Regions from separate parts of the Mus musculus genome. Here region 2 is linked to region 1. A link is a loop called in an ENCODE intact Hi-C map of the cell type or tissue named here. Cell type or tissue: gastrocnemius. All regions are shown on one strand. Links, peaks and the distances in the headings refer to the core of each region. The heading gives the core; the rest is flanking DNA. Region 1 overlaps Ldah (lipid droplet associated hydrolase). Region 2 overlaps Ldah (lipid droplet associated hydrolase).

Region 1 (16,299 bases), core at 7,559-12,558:
ACTAAAGTTGGACATGATGTACCAGTACTGGGAACTGAAGTGAATGGATTCTTGGCATGCGGCTTTATGTTAAGGTGGCCAGGAACTGAGCTACATTTAATATTTATTAGAGGCTTTGATTTCATCCATGCCATTGTTTGTTCCCCAAAGACCTCTTTAATAGGTCCTGTAACTTGCAGTGCACACACCTTTATTATAGTCAAAGGCTATTAACATAGTGTAAAATATGGGGGCGGGGGAAGCATTCTACAACTGTATAGTTAATATAGTCTCAGGAGTCTGAGATTCTGTGCTGTGATCAGAGCCAATGCTTTTCAGATCCTTCTCTATGTGAGGCAAGAAGGCTAGCAGGCCCTTACCTCAGGTTAGACAAGGTCTGGCAGGGTCTCATCCCTTGGAGAGTAGGCTTTTGCTACTGATAATTCTTTGGGAATGATGCAAAGTGATCCCTCCTCCTGCTCCCTCCCCTAGAAGTCCTTGGAAGATATTCTCAGATAATCACTGTGTCAGTTTTACTGCCATGACAAAGTACTCACAGAGACTGGCTCCTGGTTTTAGAGATCTCAACCCACAGTTGTCTGGCCCTATTGTTTTGGGTATTGGGAAACAGACCATCTCAGCAACGAGTGGTAGAGCAAAGCTGCTGGGGACTAGGGCAGAAAAAGAGAAAGGAAGAGGACAAGGAAAAAACCATCCTCCAAGGTCATGACCCCAATGAACTTAAACTACTTACTCCACAAAAGGTTTACCACCTTTCAGGATTCCATTACATTATCAATCCCTCAATGGAGTGTTTCATTCATGAGGTCAGAGCCCTCCTGGCATACACCTATCGAAGGCACTAAAGTATGTTTGAAAATAGCTCACTGGAGACCACTCCCCAGTGGAAGAACATTTTGGGGACATTTAAAATCTAAACTGTAATTGAGAACTGGCTTATTCTTACAATCCCACCATTATGGAGGGAGAGGCAGAAGAACTGCAAGTTTAAAGACATCTTCAGCTATTTAGTGAGGTCCTGTCTTAAAACCTAAACAAGCAAAGCTGGAGAGATGGTTCAGAAGTTAAGAGCACTTGTTCTTGCAGAGGACCTGGGTTCAATTTCCAGTACCCACATGTTGGGTCACAACCAATTTGTATCTCTGATCTGACCTCCTTAGGCACCAAGCATGTTTATGGTGGATATACGTACATGCAGGCAAAACACCAAACAGGTAAAATAATAATCTTAAAGAAAAAAGAACAAACTAAAAAACAAGCAACAAAACCAAAACCAAAGTCCTAACACTGACAAAGAACTGAAGCGGGAGTTCCTGGAGGGAATACTCACGGAGCCTGGGAAGCCCCTGAGAATCCCCACGTCACTCTCCAACCTTCGGCGTTGCACCTCTGTGTGTTCTACTGGCTAAGGCTTGCCTAAGTTCTTCCAAGTGAGCTGTTCTTTCACAGCGATGCCACTGCTCCAGACTGTACACACCCTGGCCTGTCTTCTTGAGAGCCTGACATCTGGATGTGAGGACAGGAGTGATAGACTCCAAGCCCTACGGGTCAGAGATGAAACTGGAAGTCTACTACTTATTTTGGGCGAATTTTGTATTCAATCCTTTCCTTGTGCATGATGTTTGCCAGCTAAAGTTTCTGAACTGTAACCAGCAGTAAATAAATGTTCATCAGTACCTTTATGAAAAAAGTAAGTACATTAGTCAGGTCTAAGATACATAGTTCATCACTGCATTTTTACAAAGGGAAACAAAACCAAAGGCCAGTTCTCACAGGCTTCATTCAGTCTGTGCACGATGCCTGGGCTCCTGTACCCAGCAGTAAAGTACTAGAGGATCTCTTGTCTTGGTGTTAATGGGCCAGTGTTTACTTATTTTGAAGTTAACAATTTTTGATCATAATTAAATTAAAGCATTATAATTTATAATATTCTTTTCCAATTTTAAATTATAAAGCAGCAATTTAAAACATTTTACTTAGCTTCTGTATTGTACAAATTTTACCTAACAGGTACATATCATTTTAATTTGAAAAATACAATATTTACTTTAAAAAAATGAATAAAAAACATGCATTAGTCACTGGAACTAAGAGATCATCTATAAACTGTAAAGTTATGAACAAGATAAATTGGTATTATTTATCTACCTGAATACACTAATGTTCAGAGAGTATTCAGACGAGTTCACATACATAATCATAACCAGTCATTTTAAAATAGAAAATAATTACATCTGATATGATGGTGAGTGGCCAGAGTACAATTAAAAATAAATTAATCAAAACTAGTCTTGAATATCACCTGAGATCATTTGTAAAGTACAACTTTGTGTGTTGAAGTCTGTATATTAATTTCAAAGAGAATCAAGAATATATAATCATAAAGAATACAAAGGTAAAATGTTACTGTGTCTTTAATTCAGAAGAAGTGCTCTGTAAGAACCAGGAGCGAAGCAAGCCAGAAGTCCTTACCTCCCTCCAACCACCAAGGGGAAAAGCCCTTGGCAGAAGCTTAACATTTGAAGGGAATTTAAATTATGTATTCTCTTACTTAAACACTTTAGGAAAGTCAACATCTGAGAATTCTTATTGGTAAAATGCAAATATGTGCAATGCTACAGTGCCATCCTCTCCCTAACAAACCATCTAGCATACCACCACGGCACCGGCACCGGCTCTCCCTTCTCAAACTTATAAAAATGTGGCCCTGGGTCTCAAGACACAGCAGAGGCTTTTGCTTGTGAACTGTGAATGCTAACAAGCTGTTAACAAGGACATACCCTGTGGTGCTGCAAGAACCTTCTTGTCTTTGGGAGTCACCGAAAACCCAGCATGAGAGATTATCCATACCGGGAAGCGGCTCTTCATCAAAGTGTACAAGGCCTTTGCAAATGGCACGTAGAATGCGGAATAGCCTGGGTTACCTAGGGAAAGAAAGACTCAGGATTTGAAAGAGCAGTAGACCTATGCAAGGTGATGTACAGGCCAGAAAATGTGGCTCAGAGTTTTCTCACACCATTCTCTACAAATCTAGTAACATTCACATTTATACTGAGGTATCACAAGAAAGATCTTCAAGCCACAAATCAGAGCACAGAAATATCCTGTTAAGTCACCCTTATGTGGCTTCCCACTGTCACCTGGCTGAAGCCCCAAACCACTAATCCTGTCTTTATGGCATTTCAAGATCAGACCTATGGCATTTCAGATCATTATTAAGTTAAGTCCGCACCCCCCCCCCTCCCAATCTGGAGCATCTTCTGATCCAACACTGAACCTCTGCAGGAACTTTTTGTGTTGGAATCAAATAATTCAATTTATTTACTTTGTCATTTAGTCCTTTGCTAAAACATTCCATCTTATACACCTTTACACATACATACACACACACACACACACACACACACACACACACACACACACACACACACCATACAGGTGTACATGCTCATATTTTAGTAACTGGCAGGGCAAATCCTTTCTCTTTATTTAAAACTTTCTAGGCTGGTCTCAAACTTTAGTTCCACTTAAAAAATTCTTTTTGGGATTCTGATTGAAATTATATTTAATTATTTCTTCTCCTCCTCCTCCTCCTCTTTCTTCTCCTCCTTAGTTTTTTCGAGACAGGGTTTCTGTGTAGCTATGATTGTCCTGGAACTCTCTCTGTAGATCAGGCTGACCTTGAACTCACAGAGATCTGTTGGCCTCTGCTTCCCCAGTGCTGGGACTAAAGGCATGAACCACCGCTGCCTAGCTTACATATTACTTTACAAAGAATTTACTGACTGTGGCCTACCAGGAGCGTGTTCTATCCTCAAATCACATTTTTATGCCACGTAGTCAACATATGCTAGAGGCGTCACTTGCTAACCCTCTGAGCACAGGAAGATTGTACCTGAAGTTAGTGTTTACACGTTCTAACTCACTCAGTCTTCATTTGATGGGGCAGTGAGAACAAACAGGTTGTGCAATGTTTGAGACAAGGTAAAGACATCTGGGAAGAGGGAATTGCAGCTGAGAAAATACTCCCATCAGACTGGCCTGTGGGCAAGCCTGGGCTGCAATGTTCTTGATTGATGATTGATGTGGGAGTAACCAGCTCACTGTGGGTGGTAGCATCCCTGGGCTGGGTGCTATAAGAAAGCATGCTGATCAAGCAAAGGGAGGCAAGACAGTAAGCAGCTCTCCTCCATGGCCCCTGCATCAGTTTCCGCTTTGAGTTCCTGCCCTAATTTCCTTGAATGATGGAAGGTAAAGCTATAAGATAAAATAAACCCTTTCCTCCCCAATTTGTTTCTGGTCATAGTGTTTTATCACAGCAATAGAAACTAGCCATCAGTAAACAGAAGCTGTTAGAATTATTACAAGCAATGATTTAGATTCAACAGTTCTAAAGACAGGTTATGCAAAAACACTTTGAGCACAAGGTAATGGCACACTATAGAACGGCCTTTATGGCAGCGTAGATTCAAGCCCATCCTCTTATTGATTATAGGATCCTAATTAATTCTTCTTACTTTAATATACTATTTTATTATCATCAAGTAAAATGTCAACTACAATATGCTCAGTTTCTCTATTCCCACTGTATAGCTTCCATATTACTTTAACCATTACATTTGCATTGGGAACTTGCTGTTTGGAAGTCACTGTGCCATACACAGGCATACAAGGAGCTCCATGGGGTTTATACAGTATGAGGGAATATACACACATAACTAAGTGGGTGAGCTGATACACGAGTGTCATAACTCTTACAAACAAAACAAGTGTTTTGATAGGTATTCGTATATTGCGATAGGTATTAGTATAGATAGGATGTTGCGATAGGTATTAGTATAGATAGGATGTTGTGATAGGTATTAGTATAGATAGGATATTGTGATAGGTATTAGTATGACTTAAAAAACAACAAACCCAAGGTCTGAGGAAGTGACTTTTCTGAGGCCCAGACGGTAAGACAAAGGCAGTGAAGAAATAAAGAGCATAGTTACTAAAGCAACACAAGTCCCCCAGACCTTGGCTCTTCCTATTACAGTCAATACCATCATTACCAAGGAACACACATGGATTCCAAAGCCTGGCTGCACAGCGTGGAGGGGGAGACAACCTAGTCAGCATCTTGAGACTACAGTAAGAAATCTGCCTTTTAGTCGAAGAAACACAGGGGTGGTTAAGAGTTAAGGCATGATTAGGTTTCAATCATTTTTTTATTATAAGAATAATTAGAAAACATTATGATTTTGGTAATATACATAACACATAAAATAGGTAACTTCCTATAAAGATACAAAACACCACAGCTTATTCAAGAAGACTTCAATAATCTCAATGGTCCCACTAAGAACTAAAGAAAGTCAAGCTTAAAGATTAAAGATCTCATGAACAAATCCAGACCTACACGGCTTCACCTTTAAATGCTGTCAAATATTTGAAAGGGAAAAATACTATCAAGTTTATAGGTATTCTTCAAGATAACACACAAGGAAGAAATAGTTATCAACTCGTTATGTGAGGTGTATATCACCCTCATACCAAAAGCAGATGTGACTTCTAGAAAAACAGAACTACAAGTCAGTATTCCAATGAATACACATGAAAAATTCGAATCTAAAGGCTAGCAAATTGGATCCATTAAGATGTTTTAAAAAGTACATTATGTACATTATGACTAAACAGAGGTGACTGTAGATGACAGGATTCATTTAACATTACAAATAGATTTTACTTATCATGTTTATAAGCTGAATGAGTCACATACTCATCTTGGAGTAAAATTGGAACTTACAGTTTGTCAGGAGTGTATTTAGTAATAATATAGGTACAATTTTAAACATACTGACCATGAAACACTGAATCAGAATGCCTACCCTCGATATACAGTCTTTACACATAGTGACACTAGTCTCTTTCCATTAATGTCTACTTGGCTTTGTATTTACCCTCTCTTTCACCTTTAAGTCAGGGTTTCTCACACTCTAGAACATCCTGGCCTGGTATTTACCATGAATCCAGGGCTGTCCTCGAACTCCAAGCAATCCTCTTGGCTCAGCCTGTCAAGTGCTGGGATCATAGTCATGTGCCACCACGCTGACCATTTCTCCACCAAATTTATCTACCTCTGTGTAGGGAAGGTTCTCTCCTCTCAGCTGGTGTGGTGCTGGGGTCCACTTACCACCATCTTCATATTTCACTGCGCCTATCTCGGAGGACTGGGCAGGTCTGACCTCTTTACCCTTGTTCTTAGCAACCTTCTGAAAATGAAGGTTCTATACAACCACGGATGGACAGCGTTTAGAGAGCAACACACAGTGCAACACAAGGAGGCTGCTGAAGATAGCACACCTGGAGAGGCCACAGAACTCCAGATGCCTTCCCCTGTAAACACGCACCCCAACTTTCATGACAGTTCATGTAGATGAGCTCCCAAAGACAGGGTAATGGAATGCCACCAACTAAGGAGCACAACAAGCCTAGGCGTCTCTGGAATCTCACAGAAATGACTGAGGCCACAGAGGAAAGAGACCATGGGACCAGGAATGTGTCCCACTTCCCTCCATCTGCAGTGCACCTGGCAACAGCTTCCTCTACTTCCTCGGCACACAGGAAGCATAGCTTCCCTGTGGGCTCTCTGCCCCTTGAACCTTTTCAGTAGAGCTCTCACTACTCTGTAACACCTCACACACCTCAGTGGCAGAGGCGATTGTTTTGGTCTTTGCAGACTACACAGAAGAGACAGTAAGTGAAGCGAGTCCCTAGGTGGGGCATTCAGTGGGCAGCACCTCACTCAGCTACTTCACAGACCTTAGGACTTACTTGCCAATGCCATCCTAACCCTTCTCAGCCACTCATGTATGCCCTGAGAAGCGGGATACCTAAGTGACACTCCTCTTGTCATGCCCATGTTAAGTGATTGCGAAATCCAGCTGGGCTGAGTCACTACCTCTGCCCCATAATTCATCACAGTTATCAAATCCAAAAGGACTTATTTGCATTAAGTTTAAGCAGCAAATTCCTCTTTTACGCATGACTGTGACACCCCCAGCGTTTCTGCATCAGAAGTCAATGGCAGGGCAAAGGGACCTGTGTCCTCAGGCGCTGATTCCCATGCAGGCACTACTTGTAAGAACTAGAAGCGTAGGTCCTTTCATTAGCTGGAAGTGGCTAACAGCCTAAGCACCCCTAACTCTGAGGACTCCCCATGAATCTTGGGCCCTTTCACGCTGTACTCCCAATATGTCTGCCATTTCATTGTGAAGCTGATGAAAAATTTATATACTTTTATTTTTTTAATTTAATTCCTTTCATTCAGTATATAGGCTATTCTACTGTCCCCACTCTCCACTAGAGTCACTCTCAGAAAGAAACTTCAACCCTTAATGGGAGACAGCCATGTGGTGGGCAGGGATGATTTCAGTTTCCTCTTAAATCCTTTCATATTTTGTCCATTTCAGTTGCCAAATTTCCCTCCTCCCAGTTTCAGGAAGATACTGTGCTTCCAGTCCATGATCGTGAGTCTATTATTTTCTGTACCCCATCTTCATCAAACCTCTGCTACATGGAGCAGCACCCAATATGCTGATAACTTCAAGCTCTCCCTGCTGGTAGAGTACATCTATTTTTTATTTTATCACATGCTATGAGACCGAGTTTCAAAAAGAATCTTGGGCTGGAGAGATGGCTCAGCAGTTATGATCACTGACTGCTCTTCCAAAGGTCCCGAGTTCAAATCTCAGCAACCGAATGGTGGCTCACAACCATCCATAATTTGAAATCTGATGCCCTCTTCTGGTGTGTCTGAAGACAGCTATAGTGAACTTACATATAATAATAAATAAATCTTAAAAAAAGAGAGATGCTGAGTCCAAGACAGTGTCTTTTTCTCCTTCCATACGTTACACACACTCAGACCACCATGCCACACCCCCAACCTTACACAACTCTTGGATAGGCTGCACTATTTGCAAGATTGCTCCTCTGCACGTCTCAGGAAATAACCGAAGCACTTCACCAACAGTGAGAGAATATCAAGAGTGCAGTGTGAGCTCTAGGAAAGGGATCTAACCTGACACAGAGTAATGAGAAATGTTGACCAATACCTAGCACACGCTGGTCAGCACAAACTGGACTTAGATATTAAGGGAGGGAAAGAAGTTAGGAGTGGATGGGGAGGTGAGAGAGATCTGGGAGGAGAATATGATCAAAACACATTATATAAAATTCTCAAAGAACTAATAAAACTATCATGTTTTAAAAGATAGTGTTTGACTTAAACCTTGCGTTTGAGTCCTGGGACCCATGTGGTGAAAGGAAAGAACTGATTCTTCCATGTTGTCTTCCAACCTCCACGTTAGCAGCATGTACTGACCCCGCCCACCCCAATATACCACAAGAATAAAAGGACGTGTGAACTAATGCCAGGAGCATATAGCATAAGTGTTTCTGAGGATCTGTCAGAACAAAGCTAATTTTAAAGATCAGTTTAATGAGGTTTCTTTCTTCTCTCAATAAGATAACACTATGAAGGCAAACGAAGAAACTGAAAAAAGTACCTTGGATAAGAAAATAGCGAGCAAGGACGAGGCCTAGATGTGAAGGCATTCTATGAACAGGGAAATACACTGAGCTAACTGCAAGGAGGCAGAGGACACAGACAGACTCAGCTGCAGAACAATCTGTTTTATGTAGAAACATCCCTGAAGACCAGGAGGGCAACAACAGCCTTACTGATCCCATGAATGGAACTTAAGGAACCACCCAACTCGAAAGCAAAGAGAACACAGGGCTTCCAGCTCAAAAGATTATCAGCAAAAAAAAGCATGCAAAAGGGCAGGGCTGTCTGTATAATCTTAGAGGAAAAGACAATTTGATCAGTTTCATGATGATGAAAATAGCTGTACAGCCACATAAATATGGAAAATAAGGTAAAATACAGCTCAAAGGGGTCTTGCCACGGTGACAGGAAGAACACAAGGCCAAAGCTTCATGCTTGCAACCAACCAGACATCTCTGACCGTGACAGAGCAAAGTCATAGACAACCCAGATGAAAATCCGAGAACAACAACTCCACCTAAGGGCATAAGCATCTTTAAAAAGGTGGAAAGAAGTTATTTAAAGCTTTAGCTTCTATAAAGCTGTAAATATTAAAAAAAAAAAAACATTTACAAGGCAAATTACAAAACTATGTATGTGGTACCAACCATAAGACAAGGTTTCTCTATACAATAACTAATATAGAAGATACAAATGTAAAGAAAACTAAAAACACACACCCAGAGTAGTAACCGTGACCATCATTCGTAGTGGTAATTTTATTTGTGATTCTCCAGTTTACCGGCAGTCACTCTGGAACCAGAGGTTTTGAGAACCTGTGACTTTTCGACTTACCGGGAATGATGAAGATAAGCTGTTTTGGCTTGCTGACGTCTTGTTTCTCAAAGAGGTTAGTCCAGGGCCCACATTTTATGATCTTGGTTTCAACTCCACCACAGAGAAAGAACTCCTCACGCACAGGGATTTGTTCCTCGACTTCTGAGGCCATCTCTAAATAAAAGGTGGAAAGGGTGAGAAACAAAGTACAGAGCCAGCAGCTGGCAGGTGTGGTGCTGCACAGCTGCAGTCTCAGCACTCGAAGACATGAGTTCAAGGTTAGCTTCCTCAGCTACATACGGTTTGAGGCTAGTGTGGATTACAGGAGACCCTTTCTCAAACCTCCCATCCCCACAAAAGGCAGTAAAACAGAAAACCATGAGCCAAAGACAGTATTGGAGAATAAAAAGGGGGGAAGCTTAAAAAACCACGTAGAAGAAAATGCCACAGGGCATGTGTCAAAGATACAGGACTATTCGGCTATCTACATTAAAGGACTGAAAGACAAATAAGGGGATTCCCACAAAACAGGCAGTCACATGGTCAGAAAGGAGCAGAAATCAGAGCCAGATCAGCATGCTCCCCTCTCTGTCTCCAGTTGGGAGTGACAGTTCCCTTGGATGACATCCACCTCCCTAGTCTGCAGGTCTCTGATGGCCCGGTGCCTCACCTGACACAGGCCCTTTACCTCCACCTGGCCAAGGTTGGTGAAAGGCTCAGCTCTCCCAGGATGGAAGGCCACTGAGCTCAGTCTAGTCATCTTCTTCTTTAAAACTTCTGTAAGCACACTGTTTTGTGTCACGGAAACACTACGTCACTGAATTATGAAAGAGGTAGGCAGACAATGCCTAGGACATGAGGCAGCAGGCATAAATAATTCTCTAGATAACTTCATACAGACAAACTGGTGATCCTGAACTCTATGTAATCCCTCCAGTGCCTTCTTTGTTCCATCTGCGGGCACTGAGTCTTTTTAAAAATTATTATTTTTACTTATTCACTTTACATCCTGGGCACTGCCCCCCTCCTGGTCACCCCTCCCACTCCCTCCCTCTCCCTCTTCTCTGAGCTGGTCATCCCCCCACCCCCACCCCTGGCCCATCAAGTTTCCACGAGGCTAGGTGCATCCTCTCCCACTGAGGCCAGACAAGGCTATCCCTGAGGCCATCTCTGTCTCGCTTGCAGACAGCAGGGCACTGTCTTAACATTTCAAAACTCTATCTTCTAACCTAGTGGCTCTCAACCTTCCTAATGCTGCGACCTCACGCTGTGGGGACCCCAACCATAACATTATCTCGATGCTACTTCATAACTGTCATTTTGCTCCTGTTGTGAATCGTAATGTAAATATCTGATATGCTGCCCCTGTGGAAGACTGGGAATCACTGTTCTAGGCCCTCCACACCAACCTGCCCCTCAATCTAACCTGTCCTTCCCATAGTGCCACAGCTCTTCTGTCCCTTCACTCTGCTCACAATTCTGTCCCTCAGTTACTTCGGGAATGCTTTCCCTTCCGCTGTCAATGACCAACTGACTGCCTCCCACCCCCCAGGTCTAGCCCCACTCTCATCCTGGCATTCACAGCTCCGACCCAGGCTTCTAAAATGCTTTTCTTTTGTGAGGGGAGGCCAAGGTGAGCTCTTGGAGGAGCAGATTGGAGAGTTTCAATGGTGGCTTCCTTGCAGGCTCTGCCAGCGTGTGCTTCTCCCCCTGTGCTGTTAGCTGTGAAATCCCCCAACTGCGGCTGCTTTCCAACTGGAGGAAACTTTGTCAGCAAAAGATCCATAGCAATCTCTGGAGCTTTTCCACTGGTGGAACTAAGAAGAACTCCTGGAATGGAGTGACTGGAGGGCAAGGATGCTGCTAAGCATCGAGGCCCCACAATAAAGTTTCAAAAGGTAAAGGATGCCCAGAGTGGAAAACACTGCTCCAGGTTGCTGCAGAGGGAGATCTCTTCAATTTCCAATTCCACTGACACTTAATGTGTGCTCTAATTTCCTCTGAACTTACCTATGGGACTCAATTCACCTGTATGAGGAGACCCCTACACATACCACATCTCTGGGCCTCAGACCTGCAGCAGTGTCCCGCCTCCCTCTGTGCACCCTCCTCCCAGTCTTGGTTCACAGTGACTGGACACTAGCTTTGGCCTGTGCAAACCAGCACACCTCTCTGTCACGTACTAGGGCTGCAAGCATACCACCAATGAGCTCTGAACTTCAAGTCTATCCTTCTTTACATAGTTTTCTCCAGGTCTAGGGTAATCGCTTTAGAGTCCCTTTTACATAGTAATGTTGTGGCTTTTCTCCTACCGGAGCTTAATGGATCTTTGTGTTACACTCACCATTTGTGAATAACACAACGTGTGGCTTCTGTCTCCTGATTGAATTAGGACTCACATATCCCTCCCGAGATGCCGTAGTGTCCTCTGTCAATCTTTCCTACCTTAGACTCAGCTCAATTGTGCTTCCCACATGAAGCCTGTCAGTATCTTGCTTCATATTACCTGTTGTCATCTTTTAAAAAAAGTGTTTGGTGGTATGTGTTTGGTGTATATATACTTGCATGAAGAAGTCAGAAGGGGACACCTAATGCTTGCCCGTATAGCCTTTTTGCCTTATTTCCTTGAGAAAGTCTGTCAAGGAGCATGAAGCTCTTTCTTTGGCTAGGCTCGCCAGTCAAGAAGCTCCAGAGAGCCTCCTGTCTCTATCCCCTTATGTACTCTGTGCTCAGAGCACAGGCACTCTGGTCACACCTGACTTTTATGTGGGTGCTGGGGATTTGAACCCAGACCTTCATCCTTGTATAGTAGGCATTCTCATTTCCCAGTGAACAGTCATTTTCTCAAGTGGACACTGGTTAGGTAGTCAGCTAAGCTTAAAACTTAGTGTAAACACACTCAATGTCTTTCCCCAGACCAACCATCTTAATTAAATCAAGGCAAATGCAATGCCAGTTAGGATGCAGTGTAATGGAAAATTCCACACATCTGAAAGCCATCTGACAGCTTGGGCCAATATCTATAAAAAACAATCACTTTGCCTCAGCTTGAAGAATTGATCCTAAAACAAACAAAAATTACAAAAATATTTCTGTAAGACTGATATAAAAATGTGGTTTACAATAGCCAAAGTGCCAAGGAACCCAAGCGGTCATTCGTGGAGTTAAGCAAACTGTGATAAAGCGGTCTACAGACAGTCCATTGTACAATGTCTGGTATTTGAGAATGATAAGCTACAGTTTCTTCGGTATCCATCGAGGCAGCCTTGCTAATTGCCTTTAAGTTCTCCTTTCTCCTACATTTCTATCTCACTGCTCTAGTCTTAGGATCTGCTGTCCCTTATTTCCATTGTTTAGGTCTATGTTACTTTACTATCATTTCTGTGAATTTAGGTAGGAAGAAGAAATGAACACAAATATTCAAAATTTCATGTTTAATCAAAAGTCTTAATTGGTTTTTCTTCTGAAAACCATTCCTGATACCGAATGTGTTGACTAAGCGTCAGTCACCTTTTTACACAGACTTATTTTAGTTCACCAGTAAATGCCACTCTAGCCTCGTCTCAGGAACTACCATAGCACAGGAACTGTGTTTGTGAAGGTTTTCTGATATTTACAATGCGTCAGAAACAAAATTAGATGAGGCTTTACACAAAATGTTAACTTTGGACCTGGATCTCGAAGCCACTGGCCACACTTCAACATTTCAGCAGTGGGGAAACGAACAGGTTTTCGTAAGTTGCACAAATTTTAATCACACTTGGTTCTCATCCAGCCCGCCTCCTGGAACCGCCATTAAACATATCTGCCTCTTAACTGCTTAAGTACAAGTAAATGACACCTTGGGGGTTTGATTTCCCTCGAGATTTATGAGAGTTCAAGCAGATAAGAAATTCAAGCACAGTCTCTAAAAACTGCAAAATGAAACCTGCAAGTGCAGTTCTAAAGTCAGCTCAAGCCAAGCAGGGCTGAGAGTGCAGTTCCCACGCGTGTTCCCAGGCAGCCTTCCCTCCCCTGCCCTCCTTTGTCTTATTCTCACCAAGCAGCGAAGAAGGAAAGAAAATCTTACCTACGAGGTAATTCAGTTCTGCAAATGACACAAAGCACTGTATGACAATTATGTTTCTGAGGAGTGGCAGTTCCACTGTCAGCCTCAGCTACAGCCTATAGGCAGGCTTGGATTAAATCAACTTGATAAGCATCGAGAGTCCGGCTGGATGAGAACCAAGACCAAACCAAGTGTGACTGCAATTTGTGAAACTTAGGCAAACCTGTTTTCCTAAGGGCAGTGCTTATGTGTATTAATCATTTCTGAATTTTTAATTTTATGTGGCAACATAATTTATCCAATTTAATCTTATAAAAAATTAGGTAAAACAGAAAACTAGCATTTGATCAGTATGAAGCTTAGATTAAACTAATATTTTCATTATATTTATACTATTTATAATGCCGATATATAAGCTACATTGTACAAAGCCAATGAGAACAATAAAGCTGAACTGATGAACACAAATATTCAAAGTAGAGTTGTATGTGCACCTTACTCGGCTTCAGTATCCGGCTGCCTGCTGTTTTATTTTTTATATTTATATTTTAGCTACTCAGAATTCCTACAATCATGTAGGAACAGGCATAACTTTTTAAAAAGCTTGATTTTTAGGGTGTCCTGAGAGCCTTCAATCACATTAAGCATAAAAAAGACACAGGGGAGGTTTTTGGATTTCCTTCCTTTAAATGGTCTGTGTGTCTTTACCCATTATGCATATGTACAGCAGACAGAGGCCAACTTTAGGTATCTTGGTTTACTGTTTTCTGGAACCTCAATGTTTCCATACAGTCTCACATGAACTGACTGGCTGTCAGCAAGCTCTCAGGACCAATATGTCCCTCCCCATTCTCCCTATGCTGAGGTTTCAATAGAGCTTTTAAGTGAGGACTTGGGGTCCACACTCAGGTCCTTCGGCTTGCACTGAGCTCCCCAACCTTCAAGAGTTCAATTATTAAGTATATCTAATAATAACTTGTAGTACTTACTGCACACATCTGGTGGCTAAGAAGCTTCTAAAAAAGCTAATTTTTATGCACACTGTCAAACACACACCACTTACTGTTTCCTCTGAAACAGAGCAGAACACACACTTTGTGTGTCTGATTCTGAATGAAGATTGATTTATGTGGTTCCTGGGTACCACTATTTAACCCAGTCGTGAAATACTTGGCGACTGCACATGTACAGACTGACTTTTTCAAGGTTCATGGCAGACACACAAAATGTGTTTCATATGGGAAGACAGTATGTGAAAAAATATGAAAAATAGCAGAAGCTCTGTTTCAAACACCAATATGCTGGCTATCTCCATGTACTAAACAACAGAGGTGAGCCTGGCAGTTGGTTCTCATTAGAGCAATGCTGGGGATTGAACTCAGGGCCTTGCACATGCTAGGCAAGTGTTCTACGACTGAATAATGTTACCAGTCATTCAAGGTTTGTTTTTAAGTTTAAAATCTGATTTTGCAATAGCAGACTAGCTCGCTTTCAAAAATCTTTCACAATGACAATTAGAAAAGCAAAGCTTTTCCTGTCTGCTAAAACAAAACAAAACAAAACCAAAAACAACAACAAAAAGCCAGCAACTACTAAAAGAATTGCACAAGAATATGTAACAAATTTGTATAACAGGAAAAAATGTAATATATGAGTAAGAAGAAAGCAGAGAATTGATATAAAAATAATATCAAAAATGTGAACTATAGATCCTGTCCGCAGACCTTCTCTGCTCTCTTGGTTCCCCAGACCCAATCCCTCAGGCTTGTCCCTAGCACTGCAACAGATTGCTAGCTGCAGGCTCCCTTCCCCACTGCACATGGCTCTTGTGGATCCCATGGACACACAAGGAGGATCCCCTCCTGACCTCCCCCTACCCCCCACACCAGTTGCTGCATCACAGCTCCAACACCCTCAGGCATTCCCTGTGAAGACACCAGCTGAGAAGGCAAGTAAAACAGGAAACAACACAGTCTAAATTATACTCTTTGCAAATACAGAGAAGAAACAAACCAAGGAACAAAACACCCACCCAACTAAGACAAATCCACAAATCAGCACCTAGACCTATAATCACTCCAAACCCAGATGCTTAGGTGCCACTGTAAGAACACAATAACACCCAGGACAGTATGTCTCTACTAGAGCCCAACTATCCTATCAGAGCAGATTCTGAATAGTCCAACATGGTGGAATCTGATAGAGGTCCTTCAAGAGGAAATTAATAAATCCCTTAAGGAATGCCAGGAAAATACAAACACATACACACATATTATACCACCACCACCACCACCACCACCACCACCACCACCAGCAGCAGCAAAATAACAGAAACTAACAATCACTGGTTATTGATATTTCTTAATATCAACAGCCTTGATTTTCTAATAAAACATCACAGGCTAACCGAACAGATTACAAAACAGAATCTACCCTTCTTCTCCATCCAAGAAACATACTTCAACATCCTGGAGAGACATCACCTTAGGGCAAAAGGTAGGGAAAATTTATTCTAAGCAAATGGACCTAAGAAGCAAGCTGGTGTAGCCATTTTATTATCTAACAAAATAGACTTCAAACTAAAACTCATCAAAAGAGACGGTGAAGGACACTACATAATTAACAAAGGAAAAATTCACCAGGATATTTCAATTCTTAACATCTATGCCCTAAATACAAGGCCCACCCACTTTTTTTTTCAATTTTTTATTGATATTTTCTTCATTTACATTTCAAATGCTATACTAAAAGTCCCCTATACCCTCCCCCCTGCCCTGCTCCCCTACCCACCCACTCCTACTTCTTAGCCCTGGCGTTCCCCTGTACTGGGGCATATAATCTTTGCAAGACCAATGGCCTCTCCTCCCAATGATGGCCGACT
Region 2 (16,299 bases), core at 6,107-11,106, 71 kb before region 1:
GGTGAGGCGGAGGCTGCAGAGAAGGGTCTTTGAGAGGAAAAGCAGGGACGGGGAATATGGCCCAGGGCCTCTGTCTAGCTTGCTCCCACCAGCTTCAGTTTAGAACAGAGCTGTGGAGGCAGAACAGTACACCCAGACTGTAGACTTAGAACACCAGGGCCTGGCTCCATGGTTGAGAACAAATCCCCAAAGGTGGGGGGAGTTTGCATGGTCTCTCCGATGGGGCAAAACGAAACCATATGACCCCCTTCAAAGGCAACGCCTTATCTGCTCTTTGGTGGAATTTAAACATTTTTTTTTTGTCTGAGTCCACCCCAAAAGAAAAAGGACCCATGACCAGAAATAAAACCCCAAGCCCGAAATAAATCACACCGGAGCAAAAGAATGAGCAAGTCTGCACCGCAGAAACATCGCCTCCTCTAATCTCTCCGTGAAGGTTCTCTGCGTCTCGCTGTCTTTTCCATTCCCCTTGGTAGCCGCGGGGGCACCAGAAGGAGCCAAGAGCGGGGTTGACGTCGTCGCTATCCTGGCTGAACGGGCAGGGTGGGCTGAAGCAGAGGGTGTCGCGATGCTTATGCGTTCCGTTTCTGGACAATTTTCAAGGGCCCAATTTGCACGGGAAACCGTGGTCAGTGAAGGTGTCTAGGCTGGGTTGGGAGAAGAAAAGGAACCAAAGGGAAAAGTGCTTTTAGGGAATGAGAAGTTTTCGTTTTCCGCACATCCAGGAGTGCTTGCAGCTCTCTGGGGCGCTCGGCTCAGCAGTAAGGGACAATTGTCACATAAAGCAAGTTATTGGGAAAGTGTGTGAGCGCTTTCTGTTTGGCCCCCTTCAGGACACCCCTGCTCAGAAAATTGACCTACCTTTCGGCAAAAGAAAGATGCCAGTGCAGGCAGCAGAACTAATGGTTAAGTTTTTGGTCCAGAGATGCGGTGGTGAGCTCTTGGGTCCCGCAGTCTAGCTATTAGGTGTGTGTATCTGTCTGTCACGGTGGTCGAAGAACCAAAGCTTCAGGTGTAGGCGACAAGAAAGAATCCCTTTATCCGAGGGATTGACATCATTCCTGCGGGAACGCAGATGCGGGGACGCTTGCTCGCTCTTATGGTCCTTTCTGGGTCGCTTTATGTGTCTGGGGTAGCCAAGCCAAACGAAGCCAAGCTGCCCTCCCCATTGCTGCGTGTCCTGGCTTTACCCTCACACTGTTCTTTCTGTTTCTGTCCTTCCTCGCAGACGAAACGGCGGCGGCCGAGCCAGGCCAGAGCTTCCTGTTCGACGTATCCAGCCTCTCCGAAGCCGATGAGGTGGTGAATGCGGAGCTGCGCGTGCTGCGCCGGAGGTCTCCGGAACCAGACAGGGACAGTGCGACCCTCCTTCCGCGGCTGCTGCTGTCCACGTGCCCGGACGAGGCTGGCACAGCTCACCTGCTGCACTCCCGGGCCGCCGAGCCCCTGGGCGGCGCGCGCTGGGAAGCGTTCGACGTGACGGACGCGGTGCAGAGCCACCGCCGCTGGCCGCGAGCCTCCCGCAAGTTCTGCCTGGTGCTGCGCGCGGTGACGGCCTCGGAGAGCAGCCCGCTGGCCCTGAGACGACTGGGCTTCGGCTGGCCGGGCGGTGGCGACGGCGGCGGCACTGCGGCCGAGGAGCGCGCGCTGTTGGTGATCTCCTCCCGTACGCAAAGGAAAGAGAGTCTGTTCCGGGAGATCCGAGCCCAGGCCCGTGCTCTCCGGGCCGCTGCAGAGCCGCCACCGGATCCAGGACCAGGCGCTGGGTCACGCAAAGCCAACCTGGGCGGTCGCAGGCGGCGGCGGACTGCGCTGGCTGGGACTCGGGGAGCGCAGGGAAGCGGTGGTGGCGGCGGTGGCGGTGGCGGCGGCGGCGGCGGCGGCGGCGGCGGCGGCGGCGGCGCAGGCAGGGGCCACGGGCGCAGAGGCCGGAGCCGCTGCAGTCGCAAGTCACTGCACGTGGACTTTAAGGAGCTGGGCTGGGACGACTGGATCATCGCGCCATTAGACTACGAGGCATACCACTGCGAGGGCGTTTGCGACTTTCCTCTGCGCTCGCACCTGGAGCCTACCAACCACGCCATCATTCAGACGCTGCTCAACTCCATGGCGCCCGACGCTGCGCCAGCCTCCTGCTGCGTGCCCGCAAGGCTCAGTCCCATCAGCATTCTCTACATCGATGCCGCCAACAACGTGGTCTACAAGCAGTACGAAGACATGGTGGTGGAGGCCTGCGGCTGCAGGTAGCATGCGGTCTGGGGAGGGTCTGGCCGCCCAGGACCCTAGCTCAAGAGCAGGTGTCATCAGGCCCGAGGGACGGCGGACTATGGCCTCTGCCAGCACAGAGGAGAGCACACAGTTAACACTCACATTTACACACTCCTTCACTCACGCACATGTTTACCGTGGACGGCAGGCGCTAAAAGCCTTGCTTATTTGCTACCATTGATACAAACCTCTGTCCTTTTCGGGAGAGGGAAGGGCATCTGTGTTTATGTTGCAGTAATTGGCACTAAATCCAAGTAGAAATGGGTTAGCATTGGATTCTCCTTTTAGTTGGAGGCGGTGTGGCTGGATTCCTGACGTTGGATATGGAGTGCACTGCAGGGCTGGGATACCCAGATTCTCTGGAGTGGGCATTGGGAACCTTCAAAAGTAAGGAGCCACTGGGGCTTGGGAGGGAGCACCCGGTTCCTAAACAAGTCTGATGTGGTACTGGCTCAGTTTTGAAAACGAAGCTTTATCCAAAAGAATGTGTTGTGTTGCAAAATGCCAACACACACAGACTTAAAAATTCATTCCAATTAGGAATGATCTGGAAAGTAGAAAGAATAGTTTTCTCCCGAGGGTGAGTGTGAAATGGAGGAGTCAGGTGAGGAACAGGATAGGGTCTGCCAGGTTTAGGAGTGTCTAGAAGGTGCCAAGAGGATTTCCTAAGGGGCTGTCAGGGATTCAGTGTCCTGGGGCCACCAGCATCAGCCCAGAATTCAAACCCATTTGCCAGGTCGGCACAGCCCCCTCCAAAAGGCAAAGAGTGTTTATGCTTTGCTGTCAAATCTGTGGTAGCCTGTGTGTGTCTTTCACTGTGTTCCTTGCTATTTTTTTTGGCAGCAAGGGGGAGTGAAGCCACACCAACACCTTTGTCAGACCTAAACACACAGCCTGGACCTGCAGGGCTGGAGGAAGCAGGGTTCCACTCCTACACTGTGGAATGAGAAGGTGGCAAGCCTGTCTCCCATCTCCAGAATTTTTGTTCTGCAGAGCCCTTTGATTTCTTGGTGCCAGTTCATCCTTTGGGGCCCCCTGTCAGTGGCCAGGGAAACAGAAACAAGCTGGGCTGCACCTGTTGAGAGTCAGAGGACCACTTTGACAGCACCCTAGGTTTTCCACTTCGGGCTTTAGGGGAGGAGTTAACTCTGCACTCGTCCTGAATGCCAAGGCCCATGACCTTTACAGGTCGTTTAGTTCTTAGTGGATACTCCTGAGAGAAGGAAGGATGGACATTTAGATTCAGCTAATTTATTTAAGTCTCATCTGAGTCCTTTTCATTTTGTAAAGTTTCCTCCCAAGGGGAAAATAATCCATGTATAATTTATTCTTAAAATGAAGACTTCTCTCCTTTTAGAATGTGAACTTATATGACTGGGGATCTCTGTAACCAGAAAATGCAATTATTTTATCATTTTTTCTTTTAAATCACAAAGTGGCTACTCTTGATATAATTTCATCATTTTGGGGGGGTGGGGTGGGCTGTGCCTGGGCAGAAATGTGCATCCAGACTTCTGGATTCTACCAGGGAAACCTCCCTTTTCTGTTTTAGATGATGTAATAGTGGCTGTTATGTCACAATGGAGAATAAAGTGGTCGTAAAGCTAAAAGCTGTATTAGAAAGTTTAGAAAAATCAATGAAAATTACAGTTGACGATTATTTAGGAAAATTTGAGGATTATTTGAGGAAAATTTAGGGTGTTTACTACTTTGGTATAGAAGCAAACATTTTAATACTTTTTTATTTTTGTGACTAGGCCAAACAATTTTGGGGGGAAACTAACTCAATTCAGCCTGGTTGTTGCACAGTAGGGATATATGCATGGCCCACCCCCTTTAAACTTGATGACCTCTTTCTAACAAGAAAGTGATGTTTTGAGAGTGGGAATTCCCTGCGTTGAGGCTGCACCCACAGAAGGGTACTGTCACTAGAATGGTCAACATTGTGCACTGGGTTGTAGTGTTCATGTCGTGCCTCTGAGGCCTCAGGTGTTTGCTGAATGATCAGAACTTCTCCCAGGGTTCCCTTGATCCTTCGTGGATCCTTTGTGGAACTAGAAACAGGGCTCTTCTTCTGGTTCTGTCTCCTGTAGCCATTCTCTAGAGGATGTATTTTATGACCACAAAAGGGCCAACCGCATGTGGGGCAGATGGGATGTGGTTAAACTAGCTTGCCAAGAGGCGGAGAAAGGCTGCTGCCTGCACAGTTGGGAACACTCTTCAACATCTGCTTTGTCATCTAGGCTTTAAGAGGGGCGGGTGACCAGGACAAACTCAGCTGCATCCTGGAATCCCTGTCTGGATGCTGTAGTCAGCACAGACCATGTCAGTTAGGGTGTCCCCTCCTGCCCAGCCTGAGGTCACCAAAGCCTCCCTTCCGAAGTAAACAGAATTCTCCACGTTGCTGGGAACCTGAACCACTGCTTGAAGTGAGGGAGGCTGACAGGCCTGCTAAGGAAGTAGGGGAGGCCAGCTGGACTCTCAGTCCTGCCAGACACCAAACTGGTCTGGTTTGCTGCTTGAAGCCATAATTTATGGATTAAGGTAGCCCCCTCCATTAGCAGGAAGGCATTTTCAGGATTCCTAGACTCTGGTCTTGTGGGATTTGGGGTTACCAAGCAGTTGGTCTGGACCAAGCAGAGCGGGTGGTCGGCTACTTAATCTTATTGTGAGGAAGAGTGTCTGGAGCTGTGCTGTGCTGTAGTGTTCATGCTTGGCCTTGGCCCACTTTCCTGGCATTTCATGTTCAGATGGTATGGGGTAAGTAGCTTGTGCATTGTGTGATAGTGCTACCAAAGGCCAGTGGATCTCTCTGTCCCATGCTGATCTTTCCTGACAACCATCATGGTGTCAGCAGGGACAGAAGCTGGATGTGAGTCCCGAGGAGAGCCTGGGTATATACTGGATGCTAACTCTACAGGTTCTCATCTCACCAGATCCTCCCTTTCAAGGCCAACACAAATGCAGTCATAGACTGCATTCCTTCTTAAAGTACCATGTCCAGGCACATCCTTTCCAAGAGCATCTGATGTCCCAAGAGGCTAGCTCCTCCTTTGAGTCTGCCCTGAAAAGGCAGTGGAAAGTAGAGAACACACTGTCATAGGCCTGGATGGTTCTCCAGAGAGTGTCCTCTTGGGAGCCAGGTACAGGGAGGTAGGGACCTTTCCAAGGGACTGAGCATCAGGGGCCTCAGCTGATGAGCTGGGAGGATGGGCATCTGAATGTAGCTTTCTGCCAGGGAGCAGTGGGCCTCTACTTCCCTTTTAAAAGTGTCAGGGGTGGAAAGGGAAGAGAGGATGTGGAGAAGATGGAAAAGTTGTTACAAAATCTGAGGAGTAGGTGAGACATCACTAGATCTCCACAGGGTGCTCAGCTGATGTCTCTGGTTAGTCTTAGAGCCAAGGCTTCTGTACATGAAGGACTCAGCTCTCTTCATAGCGTAGCCTGGGCCCACCTTGTAGGAGGCCACGCAGGTATCAGGATTACAGTGCATCTCTTGAAAGACACCTGAGGAAACTAGTCATGGGCAGTCATCTCCCTACCTAGATCCCTTAAATGACAACTGCTCTAGTCTCAAGGTTCCTAGATTCTTCCTAGAAAGCTGTTCAGATGTTCCAAGGCAAGGCAAGGCAAATAATCCTAGCCACAGCCACAGCGCCAGAGTTCTGTGAGTGTGGGCTTGTGTGTGCCTACCATCTTATCTAAATGCCAGCCTATGGTGGAGCGTCTCAAATGTTGCTTCAGTTTTCTACCCAGGCTGAGGCAGGTGCAGGAGAGGCCAGGATCTGGGGCCTGGGGTTTGGCTCGCCACCAGCCAGGAGCTGTTTTGTTTTGGAGAGTGTGGTTACCCTGGCTCCACGTGCTTGTGTTCAGATTCAGTCACATCCAGGCTGAGCCTGCCAGGTGACTGAATTTGGGGGAAGGGCTGCTGTGAGTTCTCTCTGGTGACAGCGAAGAAAGTGAAAGTTATGCTCTATTGGCAGCTCAGGTGCTGTAGGTAAAGTAAAGGAGCCCAGGGTGCAGGTAGGCTGCCCTCCCAGGGCCTCCTCTCTATGCCACGGATCTAACATCTGGCTGAAGCTTACCAGCACAGTGATTTGGTGGCAGGAATTGGAGTCAGATGACCTCATCTTCTTTTATATGACCTGGAAAATGGTGGCCGAGTTAAGCGTTAAGAAGCACTAAATGGGAAGAGTTCAAGATCCCCCCCCCCCCCCCAGCTTTGACTTTTGTAGCAGATCCCTTCGTAGATTTAGGCTGAAGCTAAGTTCCTCCCCCCCGCCCCCTTTGTGCCAGCGCTGAGGAAAGCACAAAGAGGTACCGCAAGTGGGGTAGTGGTAATGGAACCCCATTCTTAAGAGGTCCAATTTTCAGGCTGCCTTGAGACTGGCAGTTGCTCTCTCATCAGTGGCTGTGAGCTCTGAGAACCATCCAGAGACTGGGGGATGCTCTGTTTCTGGTGTGCACACATCCAGCTTAACTGGGCCCCATCTGTGCTGTGCTTGTAGACAGCTTACAACTTGGCTGTAGACTTTGAGCCAGGCAGAGCTGGGGAGGGTGCTCCTGGCAGCAGTGGCGACCATTACAACAGAGTGTAAGTCAGCACGGCCGGTGGAAGGCGCGAGGTCACTGCTGACCAGTCTGAACTTCAAAACTCTCTCGCTATTGTTGGCCAGTGTATCTCTTAGCAGCAAATCTATTCAACGGGCAACGGTCCATTTCTACTGCTTGGTGTTGAGCTTGCAGGTCTCGTCCAGCACCTGTGAGGCAAACTCAGGACTGGTTTCTTTCCTGTGCATCCCTTTCAATGGTAAGAGGGCTTTGGCAGCCACACACTTCCTGAGACCCGTTTCTGTGTTTGGTATGAAGGTGTGAGAGGCACATTTTGCTCATCAGGTGAACTCCCTTCCAGAGGGGAACTCTGCTTTCAGAGGGAATGGAAAGAGAGGCTCTGTAGTCCCGAATGTCTCATCCCTTTCAATGGCTACATAAATAAACTGCCTAAGGAAATCAGAAGAGACTTAAGCCAAACCCAGGCCCCGTAGGTACAGTGCTACAGACCTCCAGAAGAAGGCCAGCTATTTTGCTTTTGCTAGTTGTTTTGCTATTATTTGAATGGTGGTGGCTGGAGATGTGGCCAGGCAGGAGGTGGGCATGGAGTTGTCTTCTTGTAGCCAGGTACTGCTCCATATGACCAGCACTGGCATCTAACACCCCCAGTTCCACTGTCTAGAGATGGGATGACATGCCATGCTCTGCATCTAGGGCCCTCAGACTCTCGGCTGTCAGTATCTAGAATTATGTCTGGCTGTTTGGCATGTGCAAATGTGGACCAAACAAGAGTTGTGGTAAAGGTGCTGTAGAAGTCCTGCTGAGTTAGAAGCTAATGTGAACTGAGCCCTCTAAAGCACACAATCTCAACTCCCTTGGGGGGGGGCACATATGGCCCCATGCCTGAAAAATACTTGCTCTCAGCAATTGCATATAACCTGTCTCTACTTAGACAGTCAGAACTTCCAGACCCTCCTGATAGCCTCAGACAACCCACGAGGGCGGCAGAAAGCCCTTGCCTGGCTTCTCAGTGGATCAAGTCTGCAAGGCAGTGATAGGGGTGGGTGAGTGGCTTTCCCTGAGACAGGAGTGAGGTCTGTGATTCCTCCCAGGGGTGGGGGCTGCGGTGGTGGTGCAGCAGCCATCTGCTTTGAGGATTGTGGACGCCTTGAGGAATGAGCCTCACTTTTGGAGCCAGCCTGTCCATACAGAGTCCACTAATCTGCACCTCTGTTTAGAAACGATGATCCAGTTCAGTGAGAAGGCTGAGCATGCAACGCTGGGATTCCTGGCTGGGCAGCAGGCTAGCGTTCCAAGCTGGGGACGGAGACTCCAGAGAGCAGTTTCTCCGGCATGCTCCACCTCTGATCAATCACAGACTAAATAGAGCACCCTTGGGGTAATTTGATTTTTGCATTTCACATTCTATGGTAGAACAAAGAGCTTTTACGTTTTGTGTTCTTTGATAAAGAGTCACAATTAGGTCTTTTAGCTGGAAGTTTTTTTGTTTGTTTGTTTTTCTCCGAACTATAAATGTAATAAAAACAAAAATAGGGTTTAACACACTGTCTGTGACTTGCTCTTTCAGCAGACGAGGTAAGCTCTTCTGAAAACTTTGGGATTGTTCATCTTGCCTTCTGTACAAAGGAGCAGATCCTTCCAGTCCTTCCACTGAGAAGGTTGGTGCTGAGCCTGCGCATGGCGTGATGCTGTGTAAGTAGGTGGGCAGTGGAATGCGGCACACGGTGAGTGGCCCGCAGCTTAAAAAGTAAATTTAATCTGATTCTGATACTGTTATTTTATGGAAATGGCGATGGTAATGCCACCAAGGCTCAATTCCACAGCTGTTCCCTCAGCGGCTAAAGACAGAATTAATTAGTTTCAGGGGAAGTAGCTTTCATTTTGCAATGACACCTACTGTTCCTCAGACAGTGGAGCAGGCACTGGGACGGAGAGGTTTTAAAACCTGAAATCTCCTGGTTGGCAATCTTCCAGCTCGGATTTGGCCAGAGCAGAGCTTGGGAGCTTGCAGGCTACAGTCGAGCATCTGCCTGCTGCCCAGCCTGGCCGCTTGGGCAGTACCCGATGACACTGCACAATGCTGTTGTGACCAGACTAGCTAGCAGAGAACCAACCCTGGGAGGGCAGGCACGAATCCATGTGTATATGTATTCTCAAATTTAAGTAGGTTGTACATATTGAAATGTAAATGACCTGTAAAACAGCCAACTATTTTTCTTAACCATTACATAGCAGTCTATATTTGTTAAACAGCTTGTATGCTCATTATTCACCACTCTAATATTTTGTACAGATAAGTCAATTAAATCTTTTACTCATAAAACTGCTTCTGACTGGTGCTTGGAGATGGAGGTCTGGACCAGTGCTGTTTAGCCTACTTAGTCTTTGGAGAGCAGCAGCCAGGGACTTGTGCGTCAAAATGATTGGATCAAAATGGGTAGATACATGGTAGGCCTGGCCCTGCTAGTCTGTGTTGACCATGGTGCTCTCAAGCAAGAGGGTCTCAATGAGGTATATATATCCATGGCCAGGATCCCTAAGCACAGGGCCATCACTGTGAAACTGCTCAGGTCCCTATGCATAGCCCCGAACTCCACGAGGTTCACCGAGTAGTCCTGGGTTCCAGGGAGAAGAGGGCTTTTCTCTTCAGGAAATGACAAGCACGGAAGCTTATGAGTGAACAGTTATTCAGAAACAGTTGGAAGGGATAAACCTTTGGCTTTTGGATACTCCAGGCTGCTGAGGATCTATCTCATTACAGAAAGCATGGGTCCTCTCGCTCTGGAGGCTGCATGGCCTAGCCTCTGAAGGAAGTCTCAAGGCATAAAGGCCAGTTGATTGGCTTCCTCTTTGAGACCGAGCACATATTTCAGAGGACCAAGTCTGAGAGAAAACGTGACGAGCCAGCCTGCTTGGTCCTCCACACACCTCCTTAGCTGCTCCAGCTCCTTTCCCCAACAGTCTGTAGTGTGTAGTGTGCTCTCTTGGCTCTTTTGCCCGACTTCTTCCTACATTTGCAGCAGGCTACTTCATTTGCCCTCTGGTTTTGATCATGGAGAGGAGTAGGGGTGACAGCTGATAGACCTGGCCCTCATGAAGGACTCACTCGTGACCAATATGACCTTTGAGGATATGGGGTCCTGGATATGGTGACCCACCTTTTTGTTAGCAACAGCAATACCTACCCAGTTTGGACCCAATGTTTCTGTAGTTCGTTGATGGTCTCTGTGGTCATGTTTCCTTGTGTTAAAGACAGACAGACTCTCTCTGTGCTCTTAATTTCATTATCAAACACATTTTTCTTTTATTGAGAGAATATATATCTTCTCAACTAAATACTGTGGCAGGTATAATAAATGTGTCCTAAGACCCTTCCAATGGAAAGGTGTAAAGTCTTGTTCATCACATTCCTAGGCTAAAATTTCAGTTTTTCATTGTCTATATGACCTACTCCAGCTTGCTATGCAGGGGCTCACATATTCACAAGAGAAGGGGCACTTGTGGGGAGAAAGTCAGGGGATTTGAAATTGTATCCAACTTCCCAAACACTGTTGTGAACAGGTCTAAAAGCCTCTCCAGTGGCCGACACTGAGAAAGCCAAGTTCGACTTCTGCCCCCTCCCTGGCTCTGCTGTGCACAGTCTGCCCCTGGTGGCACTCATTTCCGAGCAGGGGTGAAGGTGTCCTCACTGCTGTCCCCCGGGAACGGGGACTCTGTGGTCACAGATGCACAGGGCTCATGTATCCCTGGAACATGTCCTCATCTGGTCAGAAGGATCAGCGATCTGGGGAGAGGCTTGTCCGCTGGGATATGTCACCAGTGCTGACTTCGGTGGGGCTGTGGGTGTCTGCTGAGTCCTAATCACATGCAGGTGTACCGTGATGGCTGGTAGGAGGAAGCCCAGATGTTCTTCGGAGCTTGAGCTGGGTGGATTTGCAGAGGTGGGAATCTAGTCCCTCTGTGGGGGGGGGGGGGGGGGAGACCTTGCAGGTGCACCCACACCCTGTGGCTCTAATGGACGCCCAGTCAGGGGTCACATTCCCATCCCAGAGAAGAGGGATTTTCCCATAGACATACCCAGGAAAAGAAATCCAGCCTGCTGTGGGGAGGTCAGAACAAACCCTTCACCAGAATGTTTGAGGAATGCAATACAAAATGAGAGCGATCTACTCGGCTCGGCCATTGTCCTGGGTATTGTTGCTGTAATTCCCATTTGGGGCACTCTGCAGGGTTCATGCTCAGCAACTAATAAGCCACATATTTAGTAGCTGCCAATGCCTAAGCCGCAAAGGTTTTCTAATTACAGAAGAAGAGAAACAACCATGGTAGTCGTATCAGATGAGACGGGCCACAAGGGTTAGTGGCCTTGCTTTGCAGTTCTCGCTCAGAAGTGAAAGGTTGTCTTTGAATTTACTCGCTCTGGAAGTGCACACATGGCTCTGTCCGATGCTTTCATCGACATCCCTAGTTTGAGGATGCAGACCTCCTCAAATGTGACTTCCTGACAGTCTGTCCGGCTGAGAACCTGTATTCTGTGAGAGCTTTCTTGCTAGGTCTGGAAAAGATGTACACTAACTTTAGATAACCAAATTTATACTGAATGTCAGTGGCAGGCCCTGTTCTCTGCTAAGTGATGACTGTAACTCCAGTCTACCTTCTAGAACACTCATTTGAAGAACAAGGCGGAGGGATGATAGTAGGGGCCAGGAGAAGCAGGCTCCTGCTCCTGCAGTCGTGATGCTAAGAGATCCAAGAGTCATGACCAGTCTTTCAGGATGGACTGGCAAGAGGGAGTTAAATGGACACTCAGGAGGTAGAAGCAGTTAGTGTTTTTGGGCCAAGTCTCAGGATGGGCATGATTGAGACTTGAAGCAGGGATTCTCAAGGCTTAAGAGCAAGCATGTCTGCAGAAGAGTTTCTGTGTTAGGCCCAGAGAACCAGGTGTCAAGAAGGCTTGGCAGAGTGTATCTGTGATAGACACCAGTGTGTGGGTTTTTCTCCTCCCAAAATATTGCCTGATGGAGCTCTTGCCTGTTTGGAGTGTTACAGTTTTCAGTCTTTTACAAGCCTCATGTATGACCTACCACCTCCTTTCACTTTTGCCTAGGGGCGGGCAGGGGGAGGGGCTCTCTTGCCCTTTCTGTGACTCCCTTTCCAGTCCTTCTGCTCTCGAAAGCTTGCCCACTGTGGCCTCTAGGAGGCAGCACGGTGTAGTAGAAAGAAGGGGACAAAGCCATGTCTTTAGAGCCCTGGCCTAAACTAGGATCTTGGCTCCAGTCACCTGCTAGCTATAAACTAATTTTTTAAAAGTTTATTTTAATTCTGTGTATCTGTGTGGATGTGCATGTGACTGTAGCACATGTCTGTTCTCACAGAGACCAGAGGTGTAAGATCTCCCTGCAGCTGAAGCTGTAGATCATTGTGAGCAGCTCCATTGGTGTGCTGGGAACTGAACTCAGGTCCCCTGCAAGAGAGTGCTTCATCACTGAGCCATCTTTCCAGCTATGAGAGTGACACAGGGCACTTTGTACCTCAGGTTATTTGAACACTGGGCAAATCAGAGCCTCGGAGGACTGGGAGTCTGCGTGCGGGACAGCACAGGGGATAACGTACCTGAACTTGCTCTCTATGCCAAACTGACCCAAGTCCTGCCTGCTCTTTATGAGTAAAGGCCTTCTCCCTCTTCCCCAGGAAGCCTCGACTCACAGAACTATAGCAACACCGTGTATGGCCATTGTGTCACCTGGAGCTGGCAGAGTCCCTACTAATGCATCCCAGCTGCTCCCTACCTGGACCAGGGTGATCTCTCCCCTTCATCTATGGGGCACAGATAGGAGTCACCCCCCCCAAGTATATCCTCTTCTGTGCCCAGGAGGGGACCAGGAACAGAGACGTCTCACATGTTCTGAGAATTGCTGTGTTTCTAGCGTCTTTTCTAAGCCCACTCTGACAGAATCCTAGGCTGTGTGTGTGGAGGCTGCATGACCCAAGGCCAGAAGGCTGAGCTAGGTTAGCATGTCACATCTGAACAGGAGCAAGGTCCAGAAGCTTGGAGACCACAAGCATCCTTACAGCCTGGGCGATAGCTAGCATGGGTACTTCTACTTCACTGGTGAGACTGAAGAAGGCTGCCAGTTTCTCCCTTTAGGGGCTGTGATAGCAGGCTGGCCAGACACTTTGCTGACTGCCACACACATGAACTCATTGTTTTATAACAAACAAAACATCTTCGATCCCCTCAAGCAAACCAACAAACAACAACAAAAACCCCTAGCCAGGTAAGTGCTGGTATCATCCCAGCTTCAAAGGTGAGTGGTGAGGAGGCTCGGGGAGAGGTGGCATCTTTTTGGAGACAGGGTTTCTCTGTAGACCAGGCTGTCCTTGAACTCATAGATATCTGGGCTCTGGTCTCTTTCTCCCTAGAGTTGGGATCAAAGATGTATGCCACCACTGCCTGGCTGGGATGAAATCTTACGTAGTGTTGTGAAGATATAAACAAAAGATTTGTGATTTAAACTCAGTTTGCCCTTTATTGCCTAGAAGAAATCTATTGTCTAGAAAACAATGACAGAGAGGTGTAGCGGAAAGCTTTCTGTTTTGAAAACCGTTTTTATCTATCCTTGAAGTATTGCAAAGCTCCAAAATACTGATAGATCCCTGGGAAAGCACCCTCTGGTACATTTGTGAGAAAATTGGCAGGAAGCACCACAGGCCCTAGGTGTGCTCTGGCCTTCTCGGTATAAAACAAGCATTCTCTTAGGCTTCCACAGTACAGCCACTGAAGTCAGAACATTAACACTGCCATCTTTAGGTCCAAACCATTCCCCAGTTTATCTTATAATAAAAACATCCAGTCTAGAGTCAGGGGTGGTATCAGCTTGTCATGCCCCTTTATGCTTATTTAATCTGAATTGTGACAACTTTCATAAGGTTGAGGGAAAATCAAAGCACCGAGGTATAGGGATGTCCAAGGGTTGAGTGGTTGACTGAATTCAATAGTGAAAGGACCCCAGAAATGAGCCCGCACGAGGAGCCTCTGGAGCGTCATTCACGGCTCAAGACAGACTAGGAACCACCATGGGCCTGGATCACGGTTCTGCTGCTTTTCACCAGCATCAGACAGTTTTATAGTAAGCGCTGTGAAGAGCAGAGGGACCATCGTGTGCTTAACTGGAACACTAGAGAAAGCTCCTGGGAAACGGACCACAGCTACTTCTCATATATTTTTGTCTCTTGCCCTCTCTTCGTCCGAGATGGTCTCAAAGCATGTTTCTGGTGCCTGGGGAGGCCAGAAGAGGGTGTGAGCCTCTGAAACAGGAGCTACAGACTGTTGTGAGGCGGCACGTGGGAACTGGGGTGTGGGTCCCTTCCTCTGGAAGAGTGGGTAAGTACTCTTAACCACTGAGCCACCTTTCCAGATCCTCTGTGTATTTCTCAAGGAGTCACTGTCCTAAAACCTGATTCTTCCCTCTTCCAAAAGTGCAGTGACAGAAGCACCTTTAATAGCTGAGTTCAGCCTAGGCAAACTGCTTATACAATATCTTGTATACAACAGCACAGAGATCAGACCACACACAGTAGTGACTGCGGGGGAGACATTTATTATAAAATATCATTTGACGTTGAGGCGAGGAACAGGAATGAGGAACCAGGGCCTTTTAAGCAGGATTTGGAAAACAAAGAGTGATGTAAAATAATTTGTAAGAGACATCCACAAATGCTATTCCTTTGTTCCAATAGGTCTGACTTGCCAGGACTTGTTCTTATGCATTGATTCCCACCAGTGACCAAGCCTGCTCTATAAGCAAGGTACTCAGAGCCTGAAGCCTGGCTTCGCAGATCAGCTCTGCAGGAGGCATCCTTGTGCAGACACCAGGGAGGACCTCGTGTTGTCTTCCTAGACTAAGGCTCCTTGTCTGGAGCCTGGCTTATCCCCGCTGAGAGGCTGAGCTCCTCTGTAGAAACCATACAGAATGAGCGGAGTGAGCGAGTGTGATTAGAACCTATTCCTCTCACCCCTGAGAGGCAGCACACCAGAACCAAATCCGTCATCAGGGCCTTAGGGGTTTGAGAGGAAGGGCGTCTCAACTGCCCTTGAGGAACGAATGATACTGCTAGGAGAGCTTTTCTCTACAAGACAATGGAATGCTTCCAACTGTTCAAGTCATATAGACAGTTGGGTTTATTGGCCTCTGAGATCTTAGGACTGAGTCAATTAAGGTAGCAGAGCTGTCCAGTATGTCAGGAAGGAAGCACTCCTCCGCGTCTCGGCCAGGAATATGCTTTTCTACTGGACTTCAAGGCTTTCGGGAATGAAGAAATACAAATTTAATGGCTTTCAGAACTCTGAACAGTCACAAAATCCTTTCTTTCCAATCAATAAAGTTTAGGCAAGTGGAGAATGAACTAATGCTTTACTCAACAAGTTAAAACACCTTTCCAAAGATGATGTCCTAGGAAATTTTCAGAAGGGAAGAGTCCCAAGGCAGTTAATGGCATCATGAATGGAATGGGTGGCTCACTGCATCCTGTCCATGGAGGTCACTAGCTGAATCACACTGATGAGAAATCCCGTGCAAATCTGATGTGGACACTGCAGCCCTCCCTTCTTGCTCTAGAGGAGCCAGCAGGGACCTGGCCTTTCAGGGCTCAGGAGGAGCCTGTTGGTTATCCTGTGGCAGGATGAAGTCAGGATCCTTCAGCAACTCTGTCTAGTTAGTTGATAAATGTCAGGCCAACTTGATGTTTGGTTTATTGCAGGTGAATCACGCCTATCACGGCGATGGTCTCAGCAAGGACCCGTATGAAGTCAGAAGTGATTTCCCCTCAACTAGGCAAGTGCACCGTTAGCATCCTTTGCTCACTGCTCCCCCATGGAGTGAGCTGTCAGCCGGGTTCACTTTAGTCTTAGCGCAGGGTGTGGGAGCTGGAAATCTGTAAGCCAGGAAGGTCTCTAGTTTTCTTTTAAGCATTACGATTAAACATTTGCCCCTATGCAGAACACACCTAGAACTTTCATTGGCTGTAGGTGACTTTTTCCCCCCTTGGGCCAGTACTTATTTTTTTTAAAGAATTATTATTTTTTTTAATGTTAATGTAGCTGTCTTCACACACACCAGAAGAGGGCATCGGATCCCATTACAGATGGTTGTGAGCCACCATGTGGTTGCTGGGAATCGAACTCAGGACCTCTGGAAGAGCAGTCAGTACTCTTAACCACTGAGCCATCTCTCCAGCCTGGGCCAGTACCTATTTTCTGGGCGGTCTATTATTTATCCACTCAGCAACTATGGTAGCCATCTCCTGGCTAAAATCGAGAACAAAAGCATGTGGTATTCCTTTCTCACAGAGGTAAATATTGCCTTCTGGAAAATCTTTCTTCATGTCTTCATAGTACTTTACTGGACACCAGCCATCAGTTTTACCATAGTAAAACTTAAGCTGAAAGAAAAGCAGCAA

Evidence for each region. Peaks named below come from ENCODE experiments on the same cell type or tissue, not always from the same donor. Only the 100,000 strongest peaks of a DNase experiment are listed, where the experiment ranks them.
Region 2: it touches region 1 in a loop (2.3-fold over the local background); 8 of 42 quality-filtered maps call a loop at or near these places.

What each region holds. Positions count from the first base shown.
Region 1 is chr12:8,213,845-8,230,143 of GRCm38, reverse strand. Ldah (lipid droplet associated hydrolase) reads right to left here. Exons shown (of 7, transcript NM_001364261.1): 2 at 9,389-9,544; 3 at 2,781-2,924. The coding sequence starts at 9,542. Among named protein-coding and RNA genes, the nearest start is that of Gm33037, 14 kb to the right of the region's middle. In gastrocnemius, for the core only: no CTCF peak of the experiment used is centred there; a DNase peak (open chromatin) is centred at 10,012.
Region 2 is chr12:8,283,882-8,300,180 of GRCm38, reverse strand. It overlaps Ldah (lipid droplet associated hydrolase), which reads right to left. Exons shown (of 7, transcript NM_001364261.1): 7 at 14,422-16,281. The coding sequence ends at 16,090. Gdf7 (growth differentiation factor 7) reads left to right here. Exons shown (of 2, transcript NM_001312876.1): 2 at 1,229-2,263. The coding sequence ends at 2,247. Among named protein-coding and RNA genes, the nearest start is that of Gdf7, 9.9 kb to the left of the region's middle. In gastrocnemius, for the core only: no CTCF peak of the experiment used is centred there; DNase peaks (open chromatin) are centred at 7,778 and 8,834; H3K4me3 peaks cover 621 bases.